Linked DNA regions of Homo sapiens: region 2 is linked to region 1. A link is a contact called in ENCODE POLR2A ChIA-PET data. All regions are on one chromosome and are shown on one strand. Each heading gives the region's core, a stretch centred on a gene start or an enhancer-like site at or near the end of the contact. The rest is flanking DNA. Distances are from core to core; before and after follow the strand shown. Region 1 overlaps DCPS (decapping enzyme, scavenger). Region 2 overlaps FLI1 (Fli-1 proto-oncogene, ETS transcription factor).

Region 1 (4,122 bases), core at 918-3,417:
ACAAAAATTAGCTGGGTGTGGTGGCACACGCCTGTAATCCCAGCTTCTTGGGAGGCTGAGGCAGGAGAATCACTTGAACCTGGGAGGTGGAGGTTGCAGTGAGCTGAGATCACGCCATTGCATTCCAGCCAAGTGTGAAACTCCGTCTCAGAAAAAACAAAAAACAAAAACCAACAAAAAAACCTGTCTCTACTAAAAATATAAAAATTAGTCGGGTGTGGTGGTGGGCACCTATAATCCCAGCTACTGAGGCAAGAGAATCGCTTGAACCTGGGAGGCGGAGGTTGCAGTGAGCCGAAATCACGCCACTGCACTCTAGTCTGGGCGAAAGAGCAAGACTCCATCTCAAAAAAAAAAAAAAAAAAATGGCGACAATGATAGCAGCCACCTCTCAGGGTTGCTGTGACGCTGAGAGCAGTGCCAGGCAGAGTGCAGCTGCTCTCACAGTCATCACTCCTTCCTGCAGTCACTCGTCCTCCAGCCCCGCTCTTATTTCCTCTCTCACCACCTCCTTTGCTCTCACCGCCTTTCCCTCTTTTCCTGTCCCCAGTCAGTTTTGTAGCCTCTGGCATACCATCCCACCACCTTTGCCACTCGTGGGGGTCTCCCTTATACTGGCTGTGCTAGGTGCTTTCATGTGCGTGTTCTCTGAAAACCTTCACCACCCTTATGTAGATATCATCAGCCCCATTTTACAAAGGAGGCATCAGTCGCTCACCCAGTGACAGCTGGGAGATGAAACCAGGTCTCCTTGGCTCAGAACCTGTTCACTCTCACTCTTATACTAGTCACAGGCAGATGCCCCTTTTCTGTGAATCAGGGACTGGCCGTGGGGAGGCCTGCTTATGGGGTGCGTTGGGGCTGTCTGTAGGGAATGCCGTCTCCCTCCCTCCCTTGTATTTCCGCTGGCTTCCTCTGGCATCACATTCCCAGGAGATTTCAGGTCAGAGAGGAAATGCCTCTGTGGATGTACTGGCCATGCATTGCTCTGGCCCCGGCACTGCATGAGGAAGTGGCTGCCAGGTGTCCTCCAGACCCCTCCCAGGAAGGGGCCTCATTCGGTTTCTTGGGAACTGCCTGTCTTTTGTTGTGAATGGACCACATTGTGACCGGCCTGTGGGTCTTGTCAGGGGTTTGGGGCCCTCTGAGCTGAAATGCTTCCTGTGGGTAGAGAGTTGCAGGAGACCTCGAGGCCCAGCTGCCCTCTCCCCCGGTCCATCCCAGCTGAGAGGCGAGGATGCAATGCAGTGTGTTCAGCCCTCCAGGCTCAAGGTGTGAGGTTGTGTGGACCATAAGGCAGTCCCCGTGCCTCTAGCCTTCGGTGATGCTACCTGTCCAGCACTTCTGGGAGTGGAAGGAGGACCATGGATGGCTGCCTGGTAGTGTCGGTTCCCTGGCCTCCCCATCCCACCTCGTGTCCATGGCTCCTTCTCCTACATCAGTGAGCTCGGAGACCATTCTGACTGTGAGGAGGAAGGGGCAGTAGTATGTCCTCAGCCACTCCCCTCTCTGGTTTCCTAGCAGGTCTCTCCCCCAGATGTAGGGCAGAGTTCACTGTCCTGCATGAGTTCATGTTTGCAAAGGGCCCTGAGAGCCGGGGGAAGTAGAGGAGAGCTGGGGGTACTGGGGTTTGAGGCCTGTGAGCTCAGGGGCCTTCTCAGCCCAACCTCCTGCAGCCTCCTAACCTCAGACAGGCCTCCAGGACCATCTCTGTAAAGTAATGTCCTTGGGTCAACACAGGCCTGGGAAAGGTCCTCTGCAGACTGTTGACAGCAGCTGATCCAAGGGTGACACAAGGGCTGGGAGCCCTGGGTAGCCCTGAAAGGTCTTGGTGAGGTCACTGTCTCTGTGTCTCTACATAGCTTTCGTTTCTGCTTTGCCATGCGGGGTCTGTGTCAGCAGAGACTGCTGATAAACCGGCATCTGCAGCGGCTCCAGGCGGGCAGAGGTGCTGAGCCCACTGCTGATGAGAATCCCAGTGCGGCGGGAAACGTGCACACATGAGCTGCTAGAGGCAAAGGCTCTCACTGCTCTGGTGGGTAGCTGGCCCCTCCACAGAAGGAAACCGTGGTGCCCTCAGCCTCCTACCTCTCTTTGCCCCATAGTCCTGAATAGAGTGAAATAGGATCCATGGAGGCAGCTCTTCCCCTGAGTCCTGTGAGCGGTGGAGGGGGTCACTGCTATAGAGGGCAGACACAGCCTGGGTTTGGAGGCCTCCGCAGAGCATGTGCACTATGCTGACCAGGAAGAGCCTGGCCCCTTCCAAGCTGCAGAGACCCTTGTGATGACGCATGGCTGAGTGCCAGCTGGAGTGGGAAGGGGGAAGTCCCTTCTGGACCCCTAAGAACAGATGCTTGGGGACAGGGCAGCCCGGATGTAGATCCTCTGAGCGTGGCGGCCTTTTATGGCTTGGTTCTGTCTCCTGGAGAGGCCAGGGAATGCCCTGAGCTCAGTTTGGGGTATCTCTCAAGGGGTGATGAGTGGATTTGTGAACCATCTCTCTCCCCCTCCTTTCAGTGGGTGTATAACATTCTCGACAAGAAGGCTGAAGCGGACCGGATTGTTTTCGAGAACCCAGATCCCTCTGATGGTTTTGTCCTCATCCCTGACCTCAAGTGGAACCAACAGCAGGTAAAGGTTTCTGGCTGGAATGTCCTGATCTCTGGCCACCCTGCTGTAAGTGCTGGTCCTTCTGACTGCCCTCTTTCTCACGCTGGCCTGTCTCTAAGCAGATTATAATTAACCAACAAGGGTTGGCCTGAGCTCTCTGTGGGGACTGGGTGGATACCTGTCATACATAAGTGCTTTTGCTTTAATGGGTCAGCTTAAAGCCCTTTCTGGCTGTCCTCCCACCCAAGAGGTAAAATGGGGTGATGTTTGTGCCCATGACTACATAGGCCATTCCTTACCAGCCAAGTGGTCTGGGCAGCCACCTGTGCTTCCACCCGCATCTGGAGCCCTCGGGTGGGGTGTTTCCATTTTCTCCATTCCCCTTGACACCAGCAGATCCAGGCAGGCCCGTGTTCTGAAGCACTGGCAGGCAGGAACCATGGTGACCAACCCAAGGCATCTCCTCCTCAGCCCGAGCTGTGGAGTAGCTTAGCCCAGACTTCTACTCAGGCCCCTTGGCCCCGTGCCCTGCCTCCAAGCACCTCTGCTTCTCCTACTTTCCTAAGGAGCAGGTTTGGGAGGAGCCGTCCTCCCTCACAGGTATCCCTTTCCAGTTCCCTATGGTCTTCTGTCTCTCCCAGACCAGCCCACCACCAGAGTTATCACTTACCACCACCTCTTTTATACCTGAGAGTATCAGAAGCTTTTATACCCTGACAGGGTCAGAAACAGGCAGAGCCACTGTGTTGCAGAGAGTGCTGTTCTTAACACAGACTGGAACCTGGCTGTGCTCAGCCTGCAACAGAAGAAGGGCCTGGATAAGGCCGAGGTAGGCAGGCAGGCATGGGTGCTGGGAGCAGACAGACATATTCTCTCCTGCACTTTCACCTGTGGAGTAATCCAGGCTCAGATGTGCCGTTCTGCTTTCGGTGGGCCCGTCTAGTTTCTGCACCCGTCAAAGGCTGGAGAGACTCTTGTAGAGAAGGTGCCTTGGAGTGAGCCTCGTCTGCCCCTCCGCGGGCTCGCTCCCTGTGCTTTCCCAGTTGTGGCTGCCTATGACACCTTCAGTTTTGACGTGGGGTAAAGGGGTGGGATTGTGGCTCAGGGTTACACAGGCAAGTGAGCATAATTCGTCTCTTGACAAGAGGCTTGTGGGAATTCCCAAATGTGACCCAAGGGGTGGGAAAGAATTTGAAGGGATTTTCCGAAGTTGCAGCATTGATCGATGATTCCCTAGAGCCAAGTAAGTTCAAAGAAGAGGGCTCTCCTTGTGTGGGGCGCTGCAGTGAGAGGCTAAGGGGACGCCTGCATCCACTCTGCCCTTCCCTGCAGCTTCTCTCTGCCTGTGCCACCTTCAGGCCTTGAAGGAGGGAGCCAGGACTGGCTCTGTAGGCATTTGAAGAGGTAGGACCTGATGGTCCCTTGTCTCAAACTGAGTGGTGGCTCTGCAAACCCCCATCTGTCTTGTGGGGCTGCCCTGCACCTAGAGATCCGGGGTCAGAGCCTGGGTCA
Region 2 (4,122 bases), core at 1,202-3,701, 2.4 Mb after region 1:
CTTAGGGGTCATAGGTGGTAATGTGTCCTCTGCTTCCAGTGCGGAGCTCAAGGAATTTCATGGAGTCAGGGACAGCTGTCTGAAAGGTTGCAATGTCACCCTTTTCAGCTCAGAACCATAATTCCTTGAGCCCAGATAACAGTTCAAAATTTAGGATATGAAGCCAAAGCTGAACTCTAGCTGAAATCAAGAGTGGATATAATAACCAAGAAACAAATGGTTCTGACAAGCACAGCTTTACTCTGAGCATGACTCAAGGGCATCTGGTAGAAAATGAAGAAGGATCCCAGCAGATGTTAGGGCTAGGGAGATCCCCTCGGTTGGGGGATGTAAGTGTTTTAATATTGTGTGGGCAACTCTGCTTTGAATGTATGTCTGGAGGCACCTACACCATCCAAAGCCTTCTGGTGCAAAAGCAGGACTCCTAGAGTATATTCCAGTATTTTTTCCCTGATCCCAGCTGAAAACAGCCATAGAAGAGCCTCCCTTTTTGAATTATGGCTGTCTGTCCGCTGGGGTGGAGAATGGCCCTGGGAGACAAGAGACAGCCCATGGAGCAGGTTGTAATTCTACAGGCATATGAAGAGCATTCATTCTGAAGAAGACATTCAATTCAGGAATGTGAATTACACAAGGAAGGTAGACAAATCCCAGCTTTAACAAGTGCTGTTCACCTATCACTACATTTTCAAGTAAAGGTGGTGTATCCATTTGCTAGGGTTTCCATAACAACATACCAGGGCTGAGTGGCTTAAGCAAAAGAAATTTATTTGCTCAGAGTTCTGGAGACTGGAAGTCCAAGATCAGGGTGCCAGCAGGGTTGGTTTTCCTCAGAGGCCTCTCTCCTTGGCTTGCCAATGACTGCTGTGTCCTCACATGGCAGCCCCTCTGTGCACACACTCCCCTGGGGGCTCTCTGTGTGTCCAAATTCCCTCTTCTTATAAGAACACCAGTCATATTGGATTAGAACCCACCCTATCAGCCTCATTTCACCTTACCTCCTTAAAGGTCCTATCTCCAAATACAATCACATTCTGAGTACTGCGGGTAAGGGCTTCAGCATATGAATTTTGTGAGGACACAAGGCAGCCCCTAACAGGTGGCCTAAGAGAATCTTTGTTTGAATGCTAATAATCATGATACCTAACATGTTCTGAGTGTGACTCACTATGTGCCAGAGACTTCTAAGTACTTTGCATGTATTATCACAACTATTATCACAATTATAGATTATATAATTATTGATTATATAGATTATAGATCAATTATAGATGACTACCATCTTCTCTGAAGACTTACTTTGGTGTAATTATGTGACTGTAGTGAACACTATGCCCTGGTCCCTGACCTTGGATGCCTGTGATTCGATGAGACATGGAATAATGGGAGACTCTTACCCTCATGTTTTGATTGGTAGCAGATCTCCGGAATGTGCAAAGTTTTTTAGTTGTCGTTGTTGTTGTTGTTTCGAGACTGTCGCCCAGGCTGAATGCAATGGCACGATCACGGCTCACTGCAGCCTCTACTTCCGGGGCTCAAGTGATCCTCCCACCTCAGCCTCCCAAGTAGCTGGGCACATGCCACCATATCTAGCTAATTTTTTCTTTCTTTCTTTCTTTCTTTCTTTCTTTCTTTCTTTCTTTCTTTCTTTCTTTCTTTCTTTCTTTCTCTCTTTCTGTTTTTGTAGAAACACAGTTTTGCCACATTGCCCAGGCTAGTTTAGAACTCCTGGACTCAATAGATTCTCCCACCTCAGGCTCCCAAAATGCTGGGATTACAGGCATGAGCCACCATGCCTGGCCAAGGCTTCTTTTCTTAATCCATGATCTCCCAAAGTCACACCCAAGTCAGTGATGGGATAATATGAGTGGGAGGACCCAACAACCTCTTTTGGAGGGTCTTGCCCTGACTGGCACTTCACGTGTCTGAGGTTCCTCTTTCGTCCTTTGGCTGGCTGAGTCATCAACATTGAGATCTACAGGATGCACCAGCACCTCCTAGAGGGCCCTCAGCAAACCACTGAGCATTTCTTACAAGCTACACCCCCACACCAGATCTTCTCATTTAATCCACCTATCGACTCTGTGCTAAAACTATTTTTATCCCTGTTACAAATAAGGAAACTGAAATTGGCCTGGCCACAGCCATGGGCACCACCCTTCCCTTGTGTGACCTTGAGCAGCACACCTAGCCTCTCTGGGTGGATCTCACTGGCCTTGCCTGGAAAATAAATGCTGGATCTCATCTCCCCTTCATTGCTGATGACTCCACTCAGCTCGTAAGAGGCATTTCTGCTTATGCCTGGAAAAATCTAGCATTCACACACCACCACAATACTATATTCCATGCCAAGTCACCACTATTCTTGGCCTCCCTATCCCCACCCTCCTTTTTGGGGGTCCCAGACTACAGAACCAATAAACAAACCCACTTTCATGATTCCTCCATCCCCACTCCACTGCCCAAAGTCCCTCCTCACCCAGGTAACCTGCAAACACCCATCTGGTTTGCATAAGGGCAAACCTGCCCCCTGGAGTGTGAGTCAAACAGGAACTTCCAGACAAGCTGTCCTGGGGCAGCCCTGGGCCACCTTGCCAGCTCAAAGCAAGAGTGTCACTTGCTTGGGTGAAGAGTGACACTGGGCTTTCTGTCTCTTCTCTGGCCCTGCAGGAGGCTCTGTCGGTGGTGAGCGACGACCAGTCCCTCTTTGACTCAGCGTACGGAGCGGCAGCCCATCTCCCCAAGGCCGACATGACTGCCTCGGGGAGTCCTGACTACGGGCAGCCCCACAAGATCAACCCCCTCCCACCACAGCAGGAGTGGATCAATCAGCCAGTGAGGGTCAACGTCAAGCGGGAGTATGACCACATGAATGGATCCAGGTAAGCTCACCAGGCCTGTGCAGGATTGGGGGAAGGCACAAAGTCGCCAGATCTGCAGCAAGTGGCTTCTGGCACTTAAGGTTTTTGCAGCAGATGGGGCTCTAGAGCTGGGCCAGGAAGCCTGTGTCAGTCCCTAGAGAGCTAAGGCAGAGAGGGCCACAGACTGATGATGGGGTGGAGTAGGGCTAGGAAGCCCCCCTGCCTCTCTGGGGCCCACGAAGCCCTCAGAGGCCAGGTAGGAGTCAGGCCCCAAGCGCCTATGCAGACACTCGTGGAACACTTATTTCTTGTTAATCCCAGGCCCAGGTCCAGTCCTGTTGGGGACAGCTTAGCAATAAGCTACTCTTCCCTGTCCTGTTGAAGATACTTAACCCCTCTGGGCAGGTCTCAGCAGAGCAAAGGTGACCAAACCATTCTTTAGTAAGAGTGGAGAAGGGATGAGGAAGGTGTCTACCTTCCTGTGGGGGCTCACTGTGTCTGGGAGGGGGCAGGCACCTGGAAGGCGTGCATGAAGTGGGTACAATACTGGGTCAGTTCGGGCTTTGCTTGTAGAAATGGAGACAGGAGGGTCCAGGGAGAGAAAATCACAGGGTCATGGAAGAGGACAGTGGACAGGCGGCCTCAGTTTTGCGTCCTGCCTCTGCCCCTTGGGCAAGTCATCGAAACCCCTCAGAGCACCAGCTTTCTCCCTTCTCAAACAGGACTGGGATATTCACTTCCTTATGGTCCTTACTCTAGCGTTACTCTGATGCCTCAGGGAAAGGACCTGGGATGGTGCCTGAGACGCGTTAGGAAAGTGCTCTATAGTGACAGTGATTGTTATGAGCAAAGACTTGAAAGACAGAGAACATCAGTCTTATTCACAAAATATCAGATAATCTACTGGGCCAAAGGCACAAAGAGATGAAAATAAAAAGCAACAGAGGGCCCTGAATGGCAGGCTGAAAACATGTGCCATTTATTCCACAGCCAGAGGCTGACTTTGAGCACCGATGTGACATTTAACCCAGAGGCTGACTTTGAGCACAGACGTGACATTTAACCTCATCAGAGCAGTGACTTAAGACTAGCGAGCTGACAGTCCTTGCGCACAGACGGTAGGATGGGAGAGTCAGAAAGACAAGTGAAGAAGTTAGTAAAATATCCCAGATAGGAAATAATGAAGTTCGGAACTAAGTGATGATAGTGATTTTGGAAAGTGAAAAGGACAGATACATAAGGGCGATAGCAAAGAGATGAT

The links. ChIA-PET counts read pairs that join two places held with the same protein, here RNA polymerase II (POLR2A).
Region 2: POLR2A ChIA-PET joins it to region 1 with 12 read pairs in OCI-LY7. The contact joins two enhancer-like sites. POLR2A ChIA-PET finds 5 or more read pairs at or near these places in 2 of 52 experiments (OCI-LY7 and activated CD8-positive, alpha-beta memory T cell).

Annotation. Positions count from the first base shown.
Region 1 is chr11:126,335,769-126,339,890 of GRCh38, forward strand. It overlaps DCPS (decapping enzyme, scavenger), which reads left to right. Exons shown (of 6, transcript NM_014026.6): 4 at 2,518-2,631. Among named protein-coding and RNA genes, the nearest start is that of GSEC, 18 kb to the right of the region's middle. RefSeq lists enhancers at 659-1,221, 1,222-1,785, 1,786-2,347, 3,270-4,122. Within about 2 kb of position 2,168, at least 3 of the 41 ENCODE cell types and tissues checked have a DNase peak (open chromatin) inside an H3K27ac peak, as active enhancers do.
Region 2 is chr11:128,755,445-128,759,566 of GRCh38, forward strand. It overlaps FLI1 (Fli-1 proto-oncogene, ETS transcription factor), which reads left to right. Exons shown (of 9, transcript NM_002017.5): 2 at 2,671-2,882. Among named protein-coding and RNA genes, the nearest start is that of SENCR, 61 kb to the left of the region's middle. RefSeq lists a silencer at 235-354 and enhancers at 1,981-2,240, 2,297-2,797, 2,798-3,298. Within about 2 kb of position 2,452, at least 8 of the 41 ENCODE cell types and tissues checked have a DNase peak (open chromatin) inside an H3K27ac peak, as active enhancers do.